3 separate regions of the Homo sapiens genome follow, and regions 2 and 3 are each linked to region 1. Evidence: chromatin loops called from intact Hi-C (ENCODE). Cell type or tissue: PC-9. All regions are shown on one strand. Links, peaks and the distances in the headings refer to the core of each region. The heading gives the core; the rest is flanking DNA.

Region 1 (8,017 bases), core at 1,465-5,464:
ATTTATTTATGGTTTTGAGATAGGAAGTCTCACCCTGTTTCCTAGGCTGGTCTTGAACTCTTGGGTTCAAGGGATCCTCCTGCCTCGGCCTCCCAAGGTGCTGAGACTACAGGCGTGAGCCACCATGTCTGGCCACTATTTACTACCAGTATTAAAATTTCTACCATTTTTACACAGAGGCACTATTTCCACTTAGGCTGTGTGTCAAATCTGCATTTACAGGCTAAGTGAGGAACTTAGCTACTATTTATAGTATTAATTACATGATAATCTGTGTAAGCTCCCAACAATCATCTTACAAATGAATTCTACAGAATACAACCTTTTTATTATCAAAAGGAAGTTACATGTTTATTAATTAGTATCACAATAAACAGGTATTATTAATACTATTTTATGGATATAGGAATCTAGGCACAAAAATAAAGTTTCCTTGACCCACATAATGAGATAAAATATGAACCCAGAACTAGAGATTACATCAGATTCCTATACACCTATATTCATTAACAGTACAACTCTACAACTGTGGCATAGTCCTACAACAGAATATTAAAACCTAGAGATAAAAAAAAAAATAAAAAAAAATTGGTCCAACTTTCTGTCTGAAGGCAGGAATTATTATTATCTGCTTATTACAGAGAGTGGAGAATTAGTTGGTCAAGGGCAAATCTAAAAATTTAGGAAAACTTCAAATTCAAAGCCTCCAGAAACTCATCAAACTTGCCAGTATTACTTACCCTACTTCAAGAAGACATATATGAAACAGAATGGAGTTTCTGATTTCAGATTGCTCTACTTCCTTACTTTAAGCCAGGAAGCCTAAAAACATAAACTGAACTCAGCAGATGCAACTAAAAATTTGGGACCAGGATGTCTTTAAGTGAGGGACCAGGATGTGTAACTGATGGTTTAGGAAACTATATTTATAGCCTGGTATCATTAAATTTTTGTTCACTTTTTAAAGTAGATTCCAAATATACACATTATACTCTGAAAGCTTTTTAAAGACACAAACTAGCTTTTAGAATTAGACTTTGGGATGCAATTCCAAATGATTTCTTACGTTCCACAGTTCTGAATGAGAACTAATGGTTCTGAATAGTTATGAGATTTAAAAATAAACATAAAAATTTGGATCAATGGGAGAATTTTACTTGTAACTACCTGTTAACATATCAGGGGTCTCTATGTAAACTTCTGAGATTCAAACACTTTACCTACAGGCAACCTGTACCCCACATTATTTCACAAAGGATTGCGATGTCTTCCTACGTGAACATATACAATAATGATAAAGGATATCTGTTCTAGGAAAAGCATATTTAAAAAGAAATGCAAGTATGCAGGTTAGGATGACCGTTAAACGTGCATTTCAAATTTGGCTTGAGCTTCCTGACAAAATTTTCACTATCAAAAAGTGGCTTCCGAAACTATTCTAAGAATCACTTACTAATATATCTTACATGGGACTTTATATAAAGGACACTGAGGCTGGGTGTGGTGGCTCACGCCTGTAATCCAAGCACTTTGGGAGGCTGAGGCAGGAGGATTGTTTGAGGCCAGGAGTTTGAGACCAGCCCTGGCAACACAGCAAGACCCCATCTCTAATAAAATTAAAAAATAAAAAAGTAAAAGGGCACAATATGACACAGAGGACAATACCCTTGACAACATCATATTGCAAATGCAGTTAAAAATTTTTGCATGGTTACTTTAAGCAGTTAGCTTAGGTGAAGGTAGAAGGTCTAAATTAAAATGCTACTTGGTGAAGGCAATCGTGCTAGGGGCTGCTTTTGCAATACAAAGCTTTTACACTGAAGGCTTCTTAAACGTGAATTAGTCTTCCCAATGGGATAGCAATTCTAATTTAATGGCTAGGAGAACCCAGTACAGAAATAAAAAGTTACTTGACATAGCTAAAAATCATATAGGGACAGGCCTAATATTTGATCCTCTAGTTTCAGCCAGAAAGTTTAGGGTCTCTTACGATTTTAGCAGGACTACAACCCAAGGCTTCAGATTTACTGGACATTTTACTCCTCCAAAAGGATGGCTGCTAACTACAGGGAATTAGTTTGCAGCATGTACATGTATGGTGGCATTCTGGAGATTAAGCATTGTAAATATGAAGTCTTGGAGTTAAAAAAGCACACATCCAATTTTCAGTATTATGTCAACAAATATAAACTACCCAAAACAGCAATATATAATCACCTATATTGACTACGCTCAAAAAACACACTGAATTGGTTTTAAAATGGCAATGGCCATGGGTAGCAAGGAATTATCAACAACAGAAGCACCTGCTATCTAATCTTTCTCCCACAATCTGCGTTTGGAATCACAGGCTGGAAAGTATCTAGTGAGGGCATCTAGTCTGCGTATACACTCTTATCCCATTTTCAAAGATCTCTATTTAGATCTCTAGTCTAGCTTGCTCTTATCTTAAATCGTAGCACCTACGGCCTAGGACTAATTCTTTTTATCAATGAAAATGATGAATCACGACTTTCCTGTAAATACTTTTACGAAGTTGGAAATCATTAAGTAACTAGTCTTCTCTCATTAACACGATAACTACAATTATTTTAACCTTTCCCAAAACATCTTACTAATCTTTTAGACCTCTTCCTACTAGGGTATCTCACCACTTTCAAAACATACTTCAACAGTTTGGCACTTTACTATGAGCTTCACAAATATCCAGGATTTAAATTATTTCATAATTCCTTCAAACATTCTCAGTTTTATTTGTAAGCAACAATGCTACATCGTGAAATCAATTATTTAAAACAATGTTCTAGGTATTGGGGTAACCGACCTCATATAGCTTACATTCTAGTGGAAAAAATAGACAGTGAACCAGTAAACAAGGTATCAGATTGAGGTAAAAGCTGTGGAGAAAAAAAATGTTATGGGGGTGGAGAAGCCTTTTGTAATAGGTAGCACTTCATTTGAAACCTCTAGGAAGGCAGTAGCCCTGCAAACATATGAAAAGAACGTTTTAAGCAATTTTTGGCTAATGAAAGTTTAACGAGTAATCTGCTATATATTTATATGCATTCCTTCCAAATTATATAACCTTGTACTGCTCCCTATTGAATTTTATTGTTCTTATTTTGAAGACTAATTCTATCCTTTTTTTTTTTTTTTTTGAGACGGAGTCTCACCCTGTCACCCAGGCTGAAGTGCAGTGGCGCGATCTCGGCTCACTGCAAGCTCCGCCTCCCGGGTTCAAGTGATTCTCCTGCCTCAGCCTCCTGAGTAGCTGGGACTACAGGCACCCACCACCACGCCTGGCTAATTTTTTGTGTTTTTAGTCCACGCCCGGCTAATTTTTTTGTATTTTTAGTAGAGACGGGGTTTCACCATGTTAGCCAGGATGGTCTCGATCTCCTGACCTCTTGATCCACCCACCTTAGCCTCCCAAAGTGCTGGGATTACAGGCGTGAGCCACCGCACCCGGCCTCTATCTTTTATAAGCTTTTCATTATCTCCTTTAATTGGTGTATTCCAAAGTTTGAGACGCATGCCTTCTAATTTAAACAAGCATTTCTTAATAATATTAACTAACAGTTTAGGAGGTGTTTCTGCCAAACAACATTTAATAATGGTTGGAAAAATACTAACTGAAACAACTTATAGGATAGGCCTAAATGAGTTTTCCAGAAAACAATTTGGTCACACTTTGCAGGGAAAATAGGCTGAAACAGGCAGAGTATGACCCATTCAGAAGATGAGGCTAATGGGACCATGAACCACCGATGGGTTGGTCTAATAGCAGTGAAAGAGCCCAACAGAGAATTGAGAGGTTTATAATGTCATGTATGTGGGATGAAGAAGCCGATCAACTGGCAAGGTTGGAGAAAACCTTCCCCAGCACATTGGCTCTCTGAGACATGCTGCCACCACCTGGGCAATAGGCAATTTTGAAGTTTGGGGGGATTTTAGTTATTATCTGTTAACAATTATAGAATCAAAAAACATACTTTCATATTATAAAATCAGCATTTTTTGTCAAGAAAAATGAAAGACAAAAAACGCTGATTTCATAGAATGAAAGCATGTTTTTTGATTCTACAATGGTTTTGTTTTTCGATTAAAAAAGAGCAGAGATTTTGGCCAGATATACTTAAAATTCCTGCTTTATTTTTAAAGTCTCTGGTTCCCTATCTGTAAAATTAGTATAAAAATACAATCCTGTGGTGTTGTTTAGTTTCAGGATTAGTGATAATAAGTGTGAAGCACCTAGCCCAGCACCTGGTACATACTAAGTACTCAATAAGTAACTTTTTTTTTTTTTTTGAGATGGAGTTTTGCTCTTGTTGCCCAGGCTGCCAGGCTGGAGTGCGGTGGCGCGATCTCGGCTCACGGCAACCTCTGCCTCCTGGGTTCAAGCAATTCTCCTGCCTCAGCCTCCCGGGCAGCTGAGATTACAGGCATGCGCCACCATGCCTGGCTAATTTTGTATTTTCAGTAGAGACGGGGTTTCTCCATGTTGGTCAGGCTGATCTCGAACTCCTGACCTCAGGTGATCCACCAGCCTCGGCCTCCCAAAGAGCTGGAATAAGTAGCTTTTTTTTTTTTTTGAGATGGAGTTTCGCTCTTGTTGCCTAGGCAGGAGTGCAATGGCATGATCTCTGTTTGCTGCAACCTCCACCTCCTGGGTTCAAACAATTCTCCTGCCTCAGCCTGCCAAGTAGCTGGGATTACAGGCATGTGCCACCACGCCCAGCTAATTTTTTAATTTTAGTGGAGACGGGTTTCACCAAGTTCATCAGGCTGGTCTCGAACTCCTGACCTCAGGTGATCCACCTGCTTCTGCTTCACAAAGGGCTGGGATTACAGGCATGAGCCAATGTGCCTGGCCACAATAAGTAGCTTTAAAAAAAATTATTCTTCTGTATAAACTTTCAAATATCACTAAAATCTGATTATGCTAAAAAAAAAAAAATCACTGCCTGGGCACAGTGGCTCAGGCCTGTAATCCCAGCACTTTGGGAGGCTGAGGCGGGCAAATCACCCGACATCAGGAGTTTGAGACCAGCCTGTCCAATATGGTAAAAACCCATCCCTACAAAAAATACAAAAATTAGCTGGGCATGATGGTGCACGCCTGTAGTCCCAACTACTCGGGAGGCTGAGGCAGGAGAATCACTTGAACCTGGGAGGTGGAGGCTGCAGTGAGCTGAGATCGCACTACTGCACTCTAGCCTGGGCAAGAGAGCGAGACTCTGCCTCAAAATAAATAAATAAATAAAAATAAATAAATATTACATAAATGTGCCTATTAAGAAATGTTTTGCATTATGTTTCAATGGAAGTAAAAAACCTCACAAAATAAAATTTAGGGAAGAAACCAATTCCATCAAAGTAAGATGCAGGTAAGAGAACTCTCAAAGTCTTTTAGACACACTCAATTGTTATTATTAAACTATATTATTATCTTAATATTATCTGAATCTTATTCTGGTTTCACTACTTACAACTTTGACATGGGTTAGAATGAGATATAATTTTGCACCAATCAAGGGAAAAATACTTTTTAAGAAAAAAAATGGCATGGGACTGCCACAGGACTTCCATTCTCAATAGACAAAAGAATTTTATAAGGCTCTACTTATAAAATATAATTGCAATAGAGTACACTAGTGCTGAAGAGGCTGGTGGTGTGATATACTACACAGGAATTATCTTATGCAAAGGCAGGCCCTATTTCATTAACAGCATCAGGTTTAGTTAGTTTGGCTAAACTTACATGAATAATATTTTATTTCTTAAAAGTAAATAAAGCAGACCTTATTTCCTTGTTATTCTAAATTCGTATTCTGACAGACATTTGAGAGAATAAAAACCTGATTAAGGATCTTTTCAAACAAAGAAATAAGATCTTGTCCTGGAACAGTGGCTCACACCTGTAGTGCCAGCACTTTGAAAGACAAAGGCAGGAGGATCACTTCAGGCAAGGAGTTTGGGACCAGCCTGGGCAACAGAGTGAAACCCTGCCTCTAGAAAAAAATTTTTAAAAATTAGTTGGGCATAGTGGCATGCATCTGTAGTCCCAGCTACTCTAGAGGCTGAGGTGGGAGGATCGCTTGAGCCCAGGCAGTCAAGGCTGCAGTGAGCAGTGATGGACCCACTGCACCCCAGCGTGGGTGACTTAGTGAGACCCTGTCTCAAAAAAAAAAAAAAAAAAAATCACTGAAACTCATTCTCTCTAGTTGGGCTTGACTTAGAACTGAATACATTAAGCAGAAAATTAACACTGGTCATAGGTTTAAAAAATAATGAGTATGCTAAGCTGGGCATGGTGGCTTGTGGCTGTAGTCCCAGCTATTCAGAAGGTGAGGAGTGAGGATCCCTTGAGCCCAGGAGTTCGAAGAGGCAGTGGGCTATGATCGCACCACTGCATTCCAGCTGGGCCAGAGCAAGACCGTGTTTAAAAAAAAAAAAAAAAAAAAAGGCCAGGCGCGGTGGTGGCTCACGCCTGTAATCCCAGCACTTTGGGAGGCCGAGGCGGGTGGATCACGAGGTCAAGAAATCGAGACCATCCTGGCCAAATGGTGAAACCCCATCTATACTAAAAATACAAAAATTAGCTGGGCGTGGTGATGCCCGCCTGTAGTCCCAAGTACTCAGAAGGCTGAGGCAGGAGAATCGCTTGAACCTGGGAGGTGGAGGGTGCAGTGAGCCAAGATCGCAGCACTGCACTCCAGCCCTGGTGACAGAGACTCCGTCTCAAAATTAAAAAAAAAAAAAAAAAAAAAGACCTTAAGAAAACTTGCAATAATGTTTCTATCAAATACCTTACTATGCTATTTATTTAAGAAAAATGACCAAATCCAGTCCAATTTACAGATTTTAAAGCTGAAAGGGCATTGGAGATTGCCTAGTATGCTTTCCACATATCTAAGTGGAAACACACTCAGAGTGATTTATCAGAGTATACATAACATTACTGTACCACAACTGTGAATCTCAGTTCACGAGCTCAGACTTCTCTTTATGGAAAGTAGTTCACAGTATTTGAATCAATCCTGACACCACCTTTAGTTAAGGCAATGCAGACTGCAGTAAGGAGCTCCACTGTGGCAACCCCTATGCTGTTCCTGGTCTTGCAGACTGTCCTGTAACTTGAAGCTAGATGAGCAAACTTAGATTGTAAAGGCATGGTCTAGATCAGCAGTCTCCAACCTTAATGGCATCCAGGACTGGTTTCGTGGAAAACAATTTTTCCATGGACGGGGATGGGGGATGCTTTCAGGATGAAGCTGTTCCACCTCAGATCATCAGGCATTAGATTATCATAAGGAGCGCACAACCTAGATCCCTCGCACATGCAGTTCACATTACGGTTCGCACCATGAGAATCTAATGATGCTGCTGATCTGACAGGAGGCGGAACTTAGACGGAAATGCTCACTCACCCATCGCTCACCTCCTGCTGTGCGGCCCCGTTCCTAACAGGCTGCAAACCAGGTACCAGTCCGTCGTTGGGGACCCCTGGTCTAGATTACAGCTAAAGAACTACAAAGGCTTTCTCTTTATATGCCCTTCCTTCCTGCCCAAGACTTCTGGGCTTTTAACTAGGGATGCAGCACTGCAAGTATCCGGAGGCAGTAACTGGGAAAACCACCTATCATGATTAAAATAAAACACGCATTGGCCTCTGGAACGAAGGATGTTAAAATAATACATTCTGCCCACATCTTGGATTCAAGACTTGGGGAAGTTTTAGAAAAATCAGTTATCTCAAGTAAGTATTCAGTGCACACAATCCAGTGACTGAGTCTACTTTTTCTGGCTACTAAGGTACAGGCTAGGCCTAAGCAGCATAGGCTTTGAAACTATCATCCAGGTTTTCAAATAAAAAGGAGTAAGAAAACAACTGCTGGTAATACAACATTACAAACATTAACATATGCCCAACGAACAGTATCGTAGATCGTTAGATTATCTGCCAAAAGCCTGTTCCCTGGTAAATAACAGTTATTGTTGTTTTACCTAAACTAGT
Region 2 (8,017 bases), core at 2,485-6,484, 360 kb before region 1:
GATTCTCGAAACAGGCTGCCAACTATCAACTCTAAGACTTTTCCCAGTTTTGTAGCAGCCTGCGTGAAAGCATGACAGTGCCCATTTTCTTGCTCTCTTGCTAACCAAAGGTGCTGTTAACTACATGGTTCCATAAAACATAATGTAAAGAAAAACAATGACTACTGCCATTCAGGGTTTAGAAAAAGAAAAGCACATGAGACAAATGTCAATGGTTTTACCTGTAAAATCTGAGAACCCAGAGAGGTTCTCATCATCAATGCGGCAGGCTTCCATAAGGCTACTGAAGAGAGTGCCCACAGGGTCCAGGGGATGTCCAACCCAGCCCTCCAGATTGGTTATCGAGGTTATGTTTTTATGGGGTAGCTCTGTGTAAGGAAAGGGAATTGAGAAATGGGGGAGTAGAAGGGAGATGAAGGGAAAGAAGTGGGGAAAACAGAGGCTTTACCATTTAATAGCAGCATCCTGATAAACCAGTTCTGAATTCTGTTCGAAATTCTCTTTTAATTAAGAAACCAATCAAAAGGTACCATAATCCCCAACTTGTCAACTATTTTGAGTTCTAAAGGTTCATCTGTAAGTCAATATAAATGGTACTGAATTTCCAGGACAGCTCCCAAACATCTATTTAATTCATGTGTCTAGGGTACTGAGTCAACATTACTACTTACACTATTAAATTATGTTGTATAGGGAAAAATGAATTCCAAATTTTCTTTTGAGAAATTAGGAACAACTCCCCCACTTCCCTAGGAGGGGGCATTAGAGAGGACTAAGAAGTCCCACTGGAATTATCAATTGGTAACTCTACCACGATATGCAGAAGAGACCTCTCTAAATCAGTGTTAACTGGGTCATGTAAATTGAGGACTTGAAGGCAGCTGTAGCTTGGGTTAGACTTGTATTCCCACATGAATATCCTTAAATTACCCCCATCACCTTATGAAAATCTTCCTTAGTGTGAATCTGTAAGCCATTTAAGAGAGAACCTTTGCCATAAAGGGGAATGATAATAGACGATTATATATAATTTGAACGAAATAATCCTTTTCATTTTCTTCACAGAATATAATGCTTTCAAGTTAAACCGCAGAATGCTGGGAAAAAAAGCTATGTTTAAGATATATTCCATTGTTGTAAATAATGCAGTATTTTACATCTAAGTGTTTACTAAAGTAATAAATAATAGTAGCTCCTTCTTTTCATTTTTTTGAGATGGAGTTTCACTCTTGTTGCCCGGCCTGGAGTGCAATGGTGCGATCTTGGCTCACTGCAACCTCCACCTCCCGGGTTCAAGCGATTCTCTTGCCTCAGCCCCAAGTAGCTGGGATTTACAGGCAAGTGCCATCACGCCCGGCCAATTTTAGTAGCTCCTTCTTAAAGGAAAACATAATAAAATTTACATACAATATAAAATATACAAGAAAAATATTGCCATGTAAATATCTGAAGAGCCATTCCATGAATCCAATGTTCCTTCACAAGTCTTCTGGTTTTAAGCAATCAACTATCAGTACATAAAAATGAAAGACAGGCCAGCGTGGTGGCTCACGCCTGTAATCTCAGCACTCTGGGATGCTGAAGCGGGTGGATCACCCGAGGTCAGGAGTTCGAGACCAGCCTGGCCAACATGGTGAAACCCCGTCTGTACTAAAAATACAAAAATTAGCTGGCCGTGGTGGTGGGTGCCTATAATCCCAGCTACTCGGGAGGTTGAGGCAGGAGAATCGCTTGAACCCAGGATGCAGAGGCTGCAGTAAGCCGAGATTGCGCCACTGCACTCCAGCCTGGGGGACAGGGCGAGACTCCATGTCAAAAAAAAAAAAAAGAGGAAAAACGGTTTGGCACAATGTATTGAAATTTAAGTCGAGTCCTAGATTCCTTGAAAAGGTCCTTATATTCAATTTCTGTTGCTGGCTTTCATAAACATAATTAGTAGGAAAAAAGAAACATGAGCACTACTCCTGGAAACAACCAAATAAATATGTTTGCATATATACATATACACACACATATATATATGTATATATATGTGTATGTATATATGGATGGGGCTAAAGGAAATGCTGTGCTTATATAAACAAATATATTGTCAAGTGATAGAAACTGAGGAAATATGAGAAATCAAAAATAAATCAAATAAATCTGTTTTTTTTCAGAATCAATAAGCTAACACATCATGCCAAATAATTTTGAAAATGTATAAGATATTCCATTTACTAATCTTGGCCCATAACAAGTAGCTGTTATGGTACTTTAGACTTGTAACAGCTATGGAAAAGCCTATTTTTAAAATACGGAAAAACAATTACCAAAAATAAAGTAGGGAAAGACATAGGTATAGACATGTAATCCTAGCAATACCTAAGAATGGTTGGAAATAAAAGTTTTCATAGCTTGCAAGATAAAAGAGAAATGGGTCTAAGAATGGTCTAGACCTAAAGGTTACAGAATTATCTCAAAGACAATCAAAGGAGTCTAAGTTAACATATTCTGTAACTTACCTAAATGTAAACATGTTTAGGAACATTAGTTAGTTAGGAAACTAACTAACATTTTTACACTTTCCTTTTTTATTACAACATTTTAAACAAATTTTAAAAGTCAACATTTATTCATAAAATGTATAATATGATTTTTTTTAAAAATCAGATGATCATCACGAACTGGCTCTCTTTTTGCACAGTATAACAAGTCCTGCACTCTTTGTTTGAATATTATCCTTTATACTATTCAGAAATAAATTCCTTTCACCATAGACTGTGTATGTGTTGAAGGAAGAAGGATTTCAGAAAAATTTTCCAAAGTACCTAGCAATGTATTTTGCACACACCAGTGATGATATGAAGAACATCATGAACTGGACAAAGTCACGACAATCGGGGCTCTCACATTCCAATCCCATCTGAGCTTCCCTCTTCCTTTGGTTCAACTGTAACTTTTGACTTTTTTTCACTGTTAAAAGTTACAATAGACACTTGCTCCAACCTCTAGCCTTTTAATAATTTTTAGTTATACTCTAGTATGTGTATAATCACCCAAGCATTAAAAACAAAAATATAACCAAAACCAAAACCAAAACAAAAACCCAGCAACTAAAACTATCCCTCTTAATGAAAAATAAAATCACAGAGTGAAAACGAACCTGCTAAAGAAACATAAAAATAAAATTTATACCTATAGAAGGAACAAGATGTACATGGATTAATCAGAAAAAGCATATACATTTCTTTATCTGATCAGGGTCTTGTGCATGTAATTCAACCCTTTGCAATTACTATTACTCAGTAATAGTTATTCAAAATTTAAAAGATTAATAAACTGAGATAAAGAGAAGTTAAATGTGTTCTTTCAGCTGACAGCTCATCAAATGTCATTTACAGAATTTGAAAAATCCAGTTCTATTCTGGTCACTTTAAGTAAATATAGTAACATGTCCTGATGTACAAATTATTACAGCTAAAAAGTTTTAGAATGCTTACACATTGTGCCAAGCTTTGCTTTAAGTGCTTTACAGAAATTAACTTGGTTTAATCTTCTCAACAACTCTAAGAGATAGGCCCTCTACTGAGCCTCATTGCACAGAAGAGAATTCAAAATCACAGAGACGTCAACTGATTGCCTAAGGCACCCATTTGGGACGTTAGGATTGCCGGGATTCAAGCATAGGCTGTGTCCTTATTGTTAGAATTAAAATGCACTTCCACAAAATAAGGCATTTAGCTAACATGCATTTTAAATAATTTAGACATACTAAATAGTCATTAAAACAATAAAGAAAATTATCCCCCTTAAAAAAGTAACTAACCTGAGAGATTAAAAAAAAAAATCTTTGCTTACAACATTCAACTAAGAAAAAGATGCCCCAAATTTCTCACAGATCAGCCATTATTTTAAATGAATGGCGAGTAAAGCCATCATCTATGGTTTTAGTTCTAAAAGCCATCTCTCCCAGAACACAAAACCTAGTAATGTCATCACTAAGAATCCCATTCCAATGGAAACAAACTCCTTCACATTCACCTTTTTTTTGGGTTCGGAACATTTCCAACTGTTTCTGCTGCTGTCGTCTTAATGTATTAACAATAGCTATTGCTAGTCTCAGTGCTTCTCTGGGGTACCCATGAGAACGTAATGCGTCCACTCTTGCACAGGCTGTAGGAACATGTTCTAAAACAGAAAGTCAAGGGGGTAAAGTTGCCACTGTCAGATATATCCATAAAAAAAGAATTTAATAGTAAGATGTTTCTCCCAAAATACTATTAAAAAGACACAAGAAACCATTCCTGAACTTGGATTTGAATGAAAATCTCAGCTCCTATTGCCAAGCATTCATCCATCTCCCATTGAATCCTTCAGTTCTCCACCTCCCATTCCAGTAATGCTATAGAAACTAAACAAAGAAGTAAGTCATGGAAATGTCTTTCCGGTTTGGTCACTTACCATGCCAGAGGGGCCACCCGCGGGAGTCGAAGAGGGAGTTTTCAGTGTCGTCATGGTAACAGTAGTTGGTGTATAGGTCACTGCTGATAATGTGCTGCAAGTGGCTATCCTGCCAGTGGAGATCGCATGCCTCGATGGCTCGGGTGAACACTGTCCGATGTGGCCTGTTCGATGAATCTGTTTTTTCCACAATTCAGAAAGCCGTGTCAGCTATTATTCACATGTGAATAAATCAGTCATACCATTCTGTGGCCAGATGTTCATGAACACACCCACACACATTGTCCTGCACCCCCTAAGCAGAAGGGTGAAGGGTGAATACTCTCACATCCTAAGTACTAAGAGGCAGGTCAGCCCAAGAGCCACCATTCACTCACTTGTTTATCAAACACAAACATTCTGCAGCCATTAAAGCTAAGGTTAAAGGCGTCCTGCAAAAAGAATTGTCAAGTCTAGTTTCCATGCCAAATACACTCAAAGGAGCCACTCAGCACAAAAGTCACAGGAAAACTCACTGCTCCCCACTTCTGAGGTGCTGTGGTGGGCTGCCCTTATGGGATCAACAGCTCTCACAAACACTATGCAAGAGATGCGACACCAGCCATGGAACCTTTCAGGATTATGCAGTCAGCCTTTAAAGATATGCATAAGGGTTGTGCTTTTGGTTGTATTTTTTAACTATATTGTGCGGTTTTGCACAATTAAAACTATTATGCTTCTTGGGATATAATGCTTAAATATCACTTTATATCCCAAAGGGCATAAATGCATATATTTAACATTTCACAAAGCCACACAACATAGCTACAAAACAAACCAGCGCACTTACCTTGCCCCTACAGGCTGCCTCCTGACTCCTGGGCAGGTTCCATGACTGGTGTGATGTCCCCAGCATAGTGTATGCCAGGGCATCACAAAAGAGCAGAGCCATACACTCCGAAGAGGGTTCAAGTTTCAGGACCTGACGGAGAAAAGAAATGTTTGGGGAATAAAGGATATTCTCACCTCAACTCCTGGGATTATTCAATTCCTAAGGATTATATGGTTCAAATTCTACCTGCACACCCACCCCTTGGGTTCCCACTCTAAACTTACCTTCAACTGTGGCACAAACTTTAGCAATCCTCAACTGGAAATCAGGTTAACAAACTATTTTTATTTATGTGTACTTAACCTAGTTCAAATATAACCTCTCATTGTTCTGAGACTTAATTAAATGAGAAGCAAAATCTAGAGCTTCCTTAATTGGTAAGATTTCATTTTCCTGTCACCGGACCTTTGGCTGAGCACAGACATAAGGGAAAACACAAAAATCAAAGGACAACTGAATTGAGAAGAAGAGACTGGAGAACTCATCTACGCCAACCCCTTTACTCTGCTGATGGAACTGAAAAGCAAGGGAAGTAAAGTGACTTGCCAAGGTCACACCATCAGGCAGTGACAGTGGAGATTAAAACACAGATATCCTTACTGAAAATTCAGCTACTTCAGCTGGTTTGGAAAGGCTTTTGACAAGTCTTTAACAAAGAGACATTACTTCAGTTTGGTCTCAGGTCAACTTAGCTATCTGTACCTGAATGGTAGACATATCAAAATGCATGTGTGATAGATCATTTGAGAGGCATAAATAATGATGATCTGTTATGGCTCCCACCCAGACTCCTCACTAGAGGTGGATGGATAGTGAAACTGCAAGGGAGAAGGCAAAGTCCTACATTTAAGGACGTTTTGAATCTATTGGGGCTTTTTGCTGAGCAGAATAAACATACCCATGCCCAGCAAGAAATTGGTTCCGTGACCTCTCACAGTCAATTGATCAAATGTTTCAAAGTCCAAGCCTCACATAAGTGTTTTTTAGCCTCATGTAAGTATCTTTTGTCATTTCATTTATTTTGTTAAGCTGAAATCATAGAAACAAAATTTAAAACTAAAACGAGACTTTAAAAGAGCAACTTAGTATTATGCATGTATTAAAAGAGTGAGTTAGAGGTCTGCCTATTGATTTGGCTCAAATAGCAAGCTGTTAACATGATTCCATTTTTATAAAACATTAATAGATACCTGAACCTTTCACATGTTTATATGTGACTATATAAGTGTAGAGAAATGTTGCGTACACACACTAGGCTTTTAACATGGTTAGCTCTAATAAAACCAATGACAACAAAAGAGGCTAAATACTCATGAAATGAAATTTAAATGACAAGTCCTGTAATAATATGGGAAACACATAAAATTAAGTATGTAGCTGGACATAGAAGATATACAATTAAAAATTTGGTTTGACTAGGTATCAAAATTAGTCAACTTTTTAAAATCTTGAATGTCAGTGGCTATTCAATTGTGCAGTAAGATTGAAAAAAGGGAAATAATTATCTTGAGCAATTTTTTTAAATGATAAATACACATATTTGTAAGAATTTTTCATAAAGTACACAAAATAGTAATACATGCTGATTAAGGAAAACTTGGGAAATTAAGTAAAAAGGAGATATTTTTGTTCTTCTACTAAAAAAATTATAAAATTGGCTATACTTTTGGTATATTAAAAAATTATTCTCTTTCAAAGGGTATAGATTGCAATGTTGTTATTCATTAATTCTAAAAAATTACCTCAGCAGAGGCAGAGCCTGGATAAGCCCTTCACATGCACTCTAATGTGTAAACACAAGAAATTCCGTCCATGGCCTATACTGTGTGCACACTCAGTCCAGCTGCAATGGCACAGCTGCTGGACTCTATTGGCCACCACAAGCTCTACCCTGGGGAGCCAGCTGAGCTTTACAGGGAAGGGCACTACAGGTATGAACACCAGACCTCCTCTGTAGGCATGTCTCTTCTGACAGCCCCTCAGAAGGATGGGGGTATTCTGCTAAAAGTAGGTACCCTGGTGCCTTTCGGTCCAACAGATATAAACACTGCCCTTAGAAACAAGGTCCCAAATTGTATCACCTAGGCCAAACCATAAGCGAAATGAACTCTTTAAGTCTGGAGGCTGGACCATTTCTTACCAGCTTTCTAAGGCCATGAAATATTCATGCTTAATCAAGGGTAACAGAATAAATGGAATGTAAAAAGTAAAATGTAAAATGTTTGAGTAGCAGTCCCCAAAAGCAGTGGGGAATGAAACATAGTATAAATAGAAGGGGATTAAGGATATTACCTATGTAGATGTAGGCATACCCTTTCCTAGCAACGGAAGAGAATAAATGTTGAACAATTAAACTTAAAAATTCTGAGCACCTGGAAAAAAACTGGGGGTATGTGGGATACATTTATTTTCTTCGAAGTTATTAAATACAATCATCATGGGCAATAAAGATATGACAGACTTCAAATATTGAATTCCCATGGCAAATATCTCTAGACAAGGCAGAGTCAGACAATTGTCTTTCTCAAGTCCTAAAACTTCTTTTTGATTGGAAAAGTCCCTATGGAGTAATACATATCATTTTCTTTCTTTGCAGAGACTAAAAACACTATACTAACATCACATTCAAACTCAGCACATTGTTCCAGTTATTTCTAGTAGTACAAATTCAGCATGTGGCTAGTACATAGAGAATGTAGTCTT
Region 3 (8,017 bases), core at 2,485-6,484, 87 kb before region 1:
ATTTTAAGATGTATTACATAAACAAACCAAGGAACAGAGCAGAATAAAAGTTATCTGTGTGTACATATTCAGAGATATTAGTAATTATGTTTTCTGGAAGGACATATGATAAACTATTACGGGAGTGACAGTGATTACTTCAAGAAAAGAACTAGAAGTAAATGATGGAAGATTTCTACTTTTCATTTTATACCTGAGCCACAGTGCCCAGCCCACTATACAAAATTAATGAGTACAGAGAAAGTAAATGTTTCTGCAATCTCAACACTTTTCCACCTCTGTCTAAGGGTCAGCTGCAATGAGAGTTTAGATATATCCTTCCAGGCTTTTCTTGTTTTGTTTTGTTTTGTTTTGTTTTGTTTTGTTTTGTTTTGTTTTGAGACAGAGTCTTGCTCTGTCACCCAGGCTGGAGTTCAGTGGCTCAATCTCGGCCCACTGTAATCTCTGCCTCCTGGGTCCAAGCGATTCTCATGCCTCAGCCTCCCGAATAGCTGGAATTACAGGCACATGCCACCATGCCAGGCTAATATTTGTATTTTCAGTAGAGACAGGGTTTCACCATGTTAGCCAGGCTGGTCTCGAACTCCTGACCTCAAGTGATCCACCTGCCTTGGCCTCCCAAAGTGCTGGGATTACAGGCGTGAGCCACCGCACCCAGCCCTTCCAGGTTTTTTAATACAAACATTATATTTGTCTACATCTATATTTATATATAAATGAAATCGTTAACATAATGGAATGTCATAACACTCTGGTCATTCTGCACCAGATCTTTCTCTTTTTATATTGTAGATATTTTCCATGTCAACTAACTACAAAGATGTAACCTATTTTTCTTTTTTATAAAAACATTTCACATTTTAAAATAAAGCAGTCCTTGCACAGAATCAAATCATACAGAAAGGTTTAAAATGAAAAGTAGAAATCTTCCACCATTTACTTCTAGTTCTTTTCTTGAAGTAATCACTGTAACTCCCGTAATAGTTTATCATATGTCCTTCCAGAAAACATAATTACTAATATCTCTGAATATGAACTCACAGATAACTTTTATTCTGCTCTGTCCCTTGGTTTGTTTATGTAATACATCTTAAAATTTTAAAGAATCGAGACATACCTAATTCTTTTTAATGGATGTGTAGTATTCCCTTATGTGACTACACCATTATTTAACCAGTTGTCTATTAATGGACATTTTATTTTAAACTTTTGTGCTAGAACAAACATCCTTATATATACATCTCTGTATACAGAATAAAACTTTGGTGTTCATTCCTCCATACTCTCGTCAGCCGTGGGCACAAGCACTTTATTTATGTTGTACAAAAACCTTTGCCAATTTGATAGGTGATACTTTGTTTTAACTTTCATTTATGTGATTATTAAGAAATCTATTTTATATGATTTGTTGCCTTGAATTGCCTGTTCATGACTTTCGCCTGTGTGTCTATTGCAATGTTTATCTTTTTCTTATTGATTTATAAAAAAAGTTTGTATTCTTATGTGAGAGCATGGACACACAACTCCAGTTCTGTAACTAAGATTTTAAAAAGCAATTACGTTTTACATTTTCCTAATTCTATAATAAACTCCACAGAGACCAGGCTAAAGTTTATATTTGTTAAAGCAAATTTTCCTAGTGAAGTGTAAATCTCGTAAAAACTTGAAAAAAGAAAGACACAGGAGAAAAGAATAACTTGTTTTCTAGTGTCCCTTACCATCTGAGGAGCACTTTTAGGGAGATGGTGAATTTGCTAAGGAAATCATTCTTAACAATTTAATACACATTCCTCATTAGCAACTCTGTCATCCAATTTTAAACTTAAGCTAGACTTAAATAAAAGTAATAAAAACTGTGTTTTAATAATTCCAAATGACTTTCACTCATTCTGACCAATTCCTCCTCAGTCCAAATTACTGAAGTTTTCTCATAATACTTAAACAAGCCCATTTTCAGAACCAGTGACATCATGATGATCAAGACTGCATTCATTTTCTCCTTCACACATTTTCCTACTGGATGAGTGGCTTCCTTGTTTAAACATGGAATTCACTCATCATAAAATGGATTTCATCCAGACACGAAATATGAAAAAATGAACTCATAGGAAATGACCCTTGAAATTCACACCACCCTCAAGGCTTGAAAGGATTTTCTATTTCATCAACTTTAGATGAGCCATAATAATAAAACATAAAATACTGCCTGTAATCCCAGCACTTTGGGAAGCTGAGGCGTGTGGATCATGAGGTCAGGAGATCGAGACCATCCTGGCTAACACGGTGAAACCCCGTCTCTACTAAAAATACAAAAAATTAGCCAGGCTGGTGTCGGGCACCTGTAGTCCCAGCTACTCAGGAGGCTGAGGCAGGAGAATGGCGTGAACCCAGGAGGCAGAGCTTGCAGTGAGCCGAGATTGCGCCACTGCACTCCAGCCTGGGCGACAGAGTGAGACTGTGTCTCAAAAAAAAAAAAAAAAAAAACCATAAAATACTACACAAAGATTAGAAAATCAGAAGTCACATAACTCATAGTTCTTCCCAAGTCTTGTTTTTCTTAAGCTAACTCATTCTCAGCACTTACAGCCAGTCCAGCCAGCCTCCATTCACTGTGTTTCCAGAACATGCTATGCATGCCTCTTTTATCATTTACTATACAGTTTTGGAATTATATGGGATGTATCTTCTCCCAAACTTGATTGCTAACTCTGCAGGTCAAAGACCACATCTTGTTTATCTTTGTGAACCTGCTAGATCTCACAATAACTGGTATTTAGTGGGCTCTCAGTAATTGCTTGTTTTGTTGTGTTATTATTACTATTTTGAACTATATGGAGAATCATTTGGGCCCCGTTTTTGCTCCCCTGTGACAAAGACAGCTGATTGCCACTTAGCCACACTGCCCCTTCTCACCCTTCTCCACCTTGCTTGTGGAGCCTTGATTTTGTTTGAAGGTCATGTGCTCAGGAAACAACTCCCCTTGCCAGGCTGGGTGGGGACATGAAGGGTTATTAGTCCAGGCAGTCTTGGCAGGCTCATGCCCTTGGCCTGTGGCCCAATCTTAGCCAAGGAGGTCTGACTGTAAGCCACCTAGGGAGCTTTGGGAAAAGGCTTTTCTTATAGTACAGAGAGACTCATAGGAGGAGACCCTCTCTTTTCACTGGGCATTGTTGTATTGCATGGGATGTCTGGAACTGTTGCAGACAGACATCTTGCAACATGAGTGGGGGACATCCCCAACCTACTAGAAACTGTAGAGAGAGCCTTGGTTGTTTGCTTGGGCTGGAGCCACTCTGCCTGAGACTTCCATTTTGAGAGATAATTAATCCTTAGTTGAATCCTATACACTTTAATAAAGATGGGGGAAACCCAGAGAAGATTCAGGAGTCCTCTACTAGGAGGAACAGAATGAAACTAGAAAGTTAAAAGGAATCAGAGGTTGCTGGGTGCAGTGGTTCATGCTTGTAATCCCAGCACTTTGGGAAGCTGAGCAGGGAGGATCACTTGAGTCCAGGAGTTAGACAGTAGCCTGGGCAACATAGCTAGACTCCGTCTCTACCAAAAATTTTTTTTAATAAATAAAAAAATTAGCCTGGCGTGGTGGCATGTGTCTCTAGTACCAGCTACTTGGGAGGCTGAAGTGGGAGGATTGCTTGAACTGGGGAGGTGAAGGCTGCAGTATTCTTATGACTTATCTAAAGCTGATGAAACAGAAAATCATGCCACTACACTCAGCTTGGGTAACAGAATGAGACTCTGTCAAAAAAAAAAAAAAAAAAAAAGGAATCAGAAGTTTTACCTTACGGTAGAGAAGCCTATGAAAGAACTTGGTTGCTGTTTCCAAGCTCCTGGAGAGTTTTATGGGAGGGGTGTCAAACTGTTATTCTACAAGACTTCTGAAGACCTAAGTGAAAGAGGAAATGGAATTAAAGCAGGAGAGACTCTGGCTGGATTTAAGGGAGAATTTGCCTGTAAGAATGCTCAAATACTGATATGGGCTACTGAGAGTAAGAGTCTGTCCCTTTGGAAGAGGACAAGAAAGGGCAAGTGTGAGTCCTTGAGCAGTTTATTATTCACCTACTTAATGGCAATGGTACTAACCAAATGGCTACTTGAAGTTTGTAATCTTATGTTCATCTGGAGAAGAGAAGCTACTGAAACTTAAGTAGATGAGGAATCAGCTACAGACTTCCGAAAGTATCCATTAGGTGATAAGTTTGATCTGACAAAGCTGGAAATACCTGTTTTAGCTCTATCAGGCCAAAATGTCAGCCCAACATCCAGTTTATAATTTACGCTAAACACACACTACTTTATCAGAGCTCTGTGATTAGTCACATACCCAGAACAAGGACACTGTATGAGAAATGTAGCCTCAGGGAAGGTGGCTGATTATGTCTGGGGTGCTTATTAGTAGGGCTGATCCTAATCTGAATCCACTTTTCCATGGAAGAATGTAAAAATGAGTATTGGATATGGTCAGTCTCTCTGACCATGTAAAAGCTCTATACAAGGTATGCAAGTCACCAGGCAGCCCGGTGTGGAGCAGCTCTGCTTCATGGCCACTGGTTCCTGTGTCCAAGACCTGGATTAAAGGAACAACTCAAATGCTACTGCAAGTTGATTTTACCAGCTGTGAAATTATGGCACTGGGTCATCATTAACCTGAGTGATAACTACCTCTCCTCTTACAACCAAATTTTTTCTTTTTAATTTATGTTACAACCAATTTTATATAAAAACCATTATTAGCAAGACTTTCTCATTAACCCCAGAGGCTAATATAAATACAATAAAGGCATCTTAAAACCTCTGAAAAGTTCCATTCTTGTTGATTTGATTAAGCATACACCACTTCATTTGATTGAGATTGCCCGTGGGACATTTCTTTTCCTTCTAAAATTTGTAGGACAGCTCTTAAAATGCAGCCCCCACATATTGAAACATAGCACTCTTTCACAAATCAACAAGTCCTCTTTTAGCCACACCAGGCACATTTCTATCACAGCGTTTACTGAACAGTGTGAGCTGGCCCTCTCCAGTCCCCTGCTCCTCTTCTTTAGCATGGATTCTCCAGCTCCTGTCCTCTCTTTTTCTTTCGCCTTGTTTCTGAGAATCCCACCTGATTCTCTGGAGCACAAGGGCACAGGCTCCCTGCCCTGACAGCACAAAGAGCCTTGAAACACCTCTCCACATTAGAGGCACTCAAAAGACCTTCTCCACATTGGATGAGCAACCTTAGGGAAGCTGAGTCTGGGGTCTCAGGCTGCCCATGCCTTCCCTTTACAACCCCCGCCCCCTACCTGCTTTGAGGCTTGCAGTGGGCAGTGGGGAAGCCTGTGGATTTAGGTGGTGCCAGTGAGGCTGTGTTATTTGGGTCCTCATTCCTTCCCTTAGCTCATGAGGTCGCAGCATAGAACAACCCTGTAAGTTGGATGCTGGCACCTCAAGTCTTGGCTTAGAAGTCACCCAGACCTCATAACAGACCCTATGCTGCCACCTAATACCAGTGTGTCTTTGAGCAAGGTATTTCATCTCTAAGTGACTGTTTCCTATAAAATAAGAGTAAAAATACCTACTTCCCACATTGTTATAAGGGTTAAATGCCAGACATAAAGAAAGCATCTATACATTACTCAGTAACATTATAGAGAAGTAAATGCCCCCTTTTTATAGCAATAATTGACTTCTAAATACCTGTATTCAGAAAATAGCAAAAGAAAGCATTTGCCACCTGCACCCAAGTTATTTCCTTTAAAAGCACCTGGGACCTGGCAAAATAGCTGCAGAGCCAAAGGCCTTCATCCTGAGGTGACTGGAGAATGGACTACCTTTTCCTAGAGCGATAGAGGCTCAGCAACATTGCATGTAGCACATGCCTCCCTGGGACACCAGGAAGGTTAATGAGATAACATCTAGATGGAAAGTGCTGAATGTGCCAAATATTACCAGGTTGCAATTTCTGGAGCAAGCTCTCCTTTGTCGAGCACACGGGGCTCTGAAAGAGAAGGTATAGCAGGTGAGGTATAATTTAGGAGAGTCAAACATACCCTCTCCCCAGGCATACCTCAGCTTTTCAGCAATATTGAGAGCCCCAGAAAAGGAAAGAGCTTCATGTCTCTACTGCTTTGCCTGCAGTTCAACTGGTTAAATTCCTGGATTTAGAATGCTATCCTGCCACGTTTCTGCAGAGTATCCTAGAGGCCACTGACTACACAGCTGTGAGGGACCTGCTCACCAGCCCTGTGACCTGGGGTGAACTGGGGCACCTGGCTGAGTCTCGGTTTCCTTGCCTGGAAAATAGAGATGACAGCTCCTAACTATTTCACACAGTTGTGAGGCTACAAAGCAAAAGTGCTTTGACAATTGTAATGCATATTAATGTGAACGATTAGATGCCACTTTCTATTCCCTCCTGTCTTATCTGTCTTATCTGACCATAACTGATGCTAAGTTTCTGACTCTACTCACATGCTACCAAATATGTATGGTACACCGCAAAGTCTAGTGGAATTTCCACAAGGCTGAATTATGGATTAGGCGCAGTGAGGAAAGGTGGTACTATTGGTTCTATTCTTAAGGACCAGTTTGTCCATGGCCCAGTGCTTACAGTTTGTGGATCCATTAAGCCATGCTGTTATATAGAAATAGTATTAGCTTTGTTTATGTCGCACTTGGAACTTTTCAAAACACTTCCACATGCTATTATCCCAGTCCCATTTAGTGTCTATCTCTAGGTCTCTGTTTCTCCCAGATCAGTCTTTTGGTATAACAGCTTTTCTCCTTGCTGTTTTCCAGCATATTGTTCCTGGAAGAGGCAAAAGCCTAGGGCTTCAAGATGCCGGGGCTTTAAGAAACCAAGGCATGACCTCAAGTGATTTGCCGGAGGTGGCCTCGGTGGCAGCAGTCATTGAAGAAAGGAAGACAGCTGCCCAGCCAGTCTGACAGACCATACACAGACAGCCCTGTTCACAGGGAGGTAAGTGTCTCTGCACAACCCGCGGCCACCACGGCGGCTTCAGGAAAGGCTCCCACATTCCCAGAGCCTCTGCTGCGGCTCACTGACAAATCAGCCCCTCAATAATCTTATTGTATGTTTTCAAAATAATTCTCAGTAATGCCCCAAGAATGTCTGAACTTCTGTGTGAACTCGCTAGTTTGCATATTTTTCAGCTTATTAGCGAGAACTCCGATAGACAAAGCCCATGACCTTGCTTTTCCACGGACCTCTTGGCCGGGGTGCAAGGGCAGCCTCTCCTGCTGGTGAACTTGCAGTGCCCTCCTGTCTTGTTCTGATTCTCTCTCACACTGATTCCAGCCTCTTTCTTCCCTTGCCCTCTTCATAGCCAACATTAAGAAATAAATCACTTGACTTTGATGATGGTTTACTCATTAGAGAAGGCCACAAGATTCAGGTTCTGAATTTTCATGAAGCAAGATTCTGGAAAAAGAAAGAGAGTGCAGAGATAGTGTTGCCTTTGATTACCTGTTTACCCCAAACCCAGCGCCGCTGGGAAGGGAGGACTCAGCTTCTGATTTCAGGATGACTGCATGCGACCACAGTTCTAATACAGCTTGTCATTCATAAATCCCTGAGACATCACAGGCCCAGCCAGATGTGATGTGGCCTGGCCTAATCCTTCAATGCAATGCAAGGGAGGGTGGAAGTTAAACCTTAATTAAAAACAAGATCTGATACTGCAAAATTACCGTTTTAAAAATGCTTTGAATGGGCTTATTTGGGAGTGTATTCAAGTGTATGGATACGCAGACTCAGGAGACACTGTTTTCTTGTTTCCTTAAATGCAGCTAATTATATAGAATCATAAAGAAGATAAATATCAGACTTCATAGCTATAGGGTAAGCTTCTCTCCAATACGTCTACCCAGGTTTTAGCTATATATAGCTTGATAAATTTTGATTGCATTTGCCAGTTCTTCTCTGTGGATTTCCAGTTACATGTAAAATAACCTCAGAGTTAGGGTCCTGCAACAAAGACAAGGGGCCAATTTTTTG

Evidence for each region. A loop is a pair of places that touch in the nucleus more often than their neighbours do. Peaks named below come from ENCODE experiments on the same cell type or tissue, not always from the same donor. Only the 100,000 strongest peaks of a DNase experiment are listed, where the experiment ranks them.
Region 2: a loop joins it to region 1, with 3 times the contacts of the local background. A loop is called at or near these places in 4 of 110 quality-filtered maps.
Region 3: a loop joins it to region 1, with 2.3 times the contacts of the local background. A loop is called at or near these places in 3 of 110 quality-filtered maps.

What each region holds. Positions count from the first base shown.
Region 1 is chr5:61,163,511-61,171,527 of GRCh38, reverse strand. The region is part of intron 1 of SMIM15-AS1 (SMIM15 antisense RNA 1); the gene reads right to left. Among named protein-coding and RNA genes, the nearest start is that of SMIM15, 5.1 kb to the right of the region's middle. In PC-9, for the core only: a CTCF peak has its summit at 3,943 (motif pointing left); no DNase peak of the experiment used is centred there.
Region 2 is chr5:61,522,403-61,530,419 of GRCh38, reverse strand. ZSWIM6 (zinc finger SWIM-type containing 6) reads right to left here. Exons shown (of 14, transcript NM_020928.2): 6 at 4,444-4,620; 7 at 4,024-4,170; 8 at 222-368. Among named protein-coding and RNA genes, the nearest start is that of LINC03122, 110 kb to the left of the region's middle. In PC-9, for the core only: no CTCF peak of the experiment used is centred there; a DNase peak (open chromatin) is centred at 4,429.
Region 3 is chr5:61,251,671-61,259,687 of GRCh38, reverse strand. LINC02057 (long intergenic non-protein coding RNA 2057) reads left to right here. Exons shown (of 3, transcript NR_146624.1): 2 at 6,799-6,979. Among named protein-coding and RNA genes, the nearest start is that of LINC02057, 9.2 kb to the left of the region's middle. In PC-9, for the core only: no CTCF peak of the experiment used is centred there; a DNase peak (open chromatin) is centred at 4,287; H3K27ac peaks cover 1,051 bases.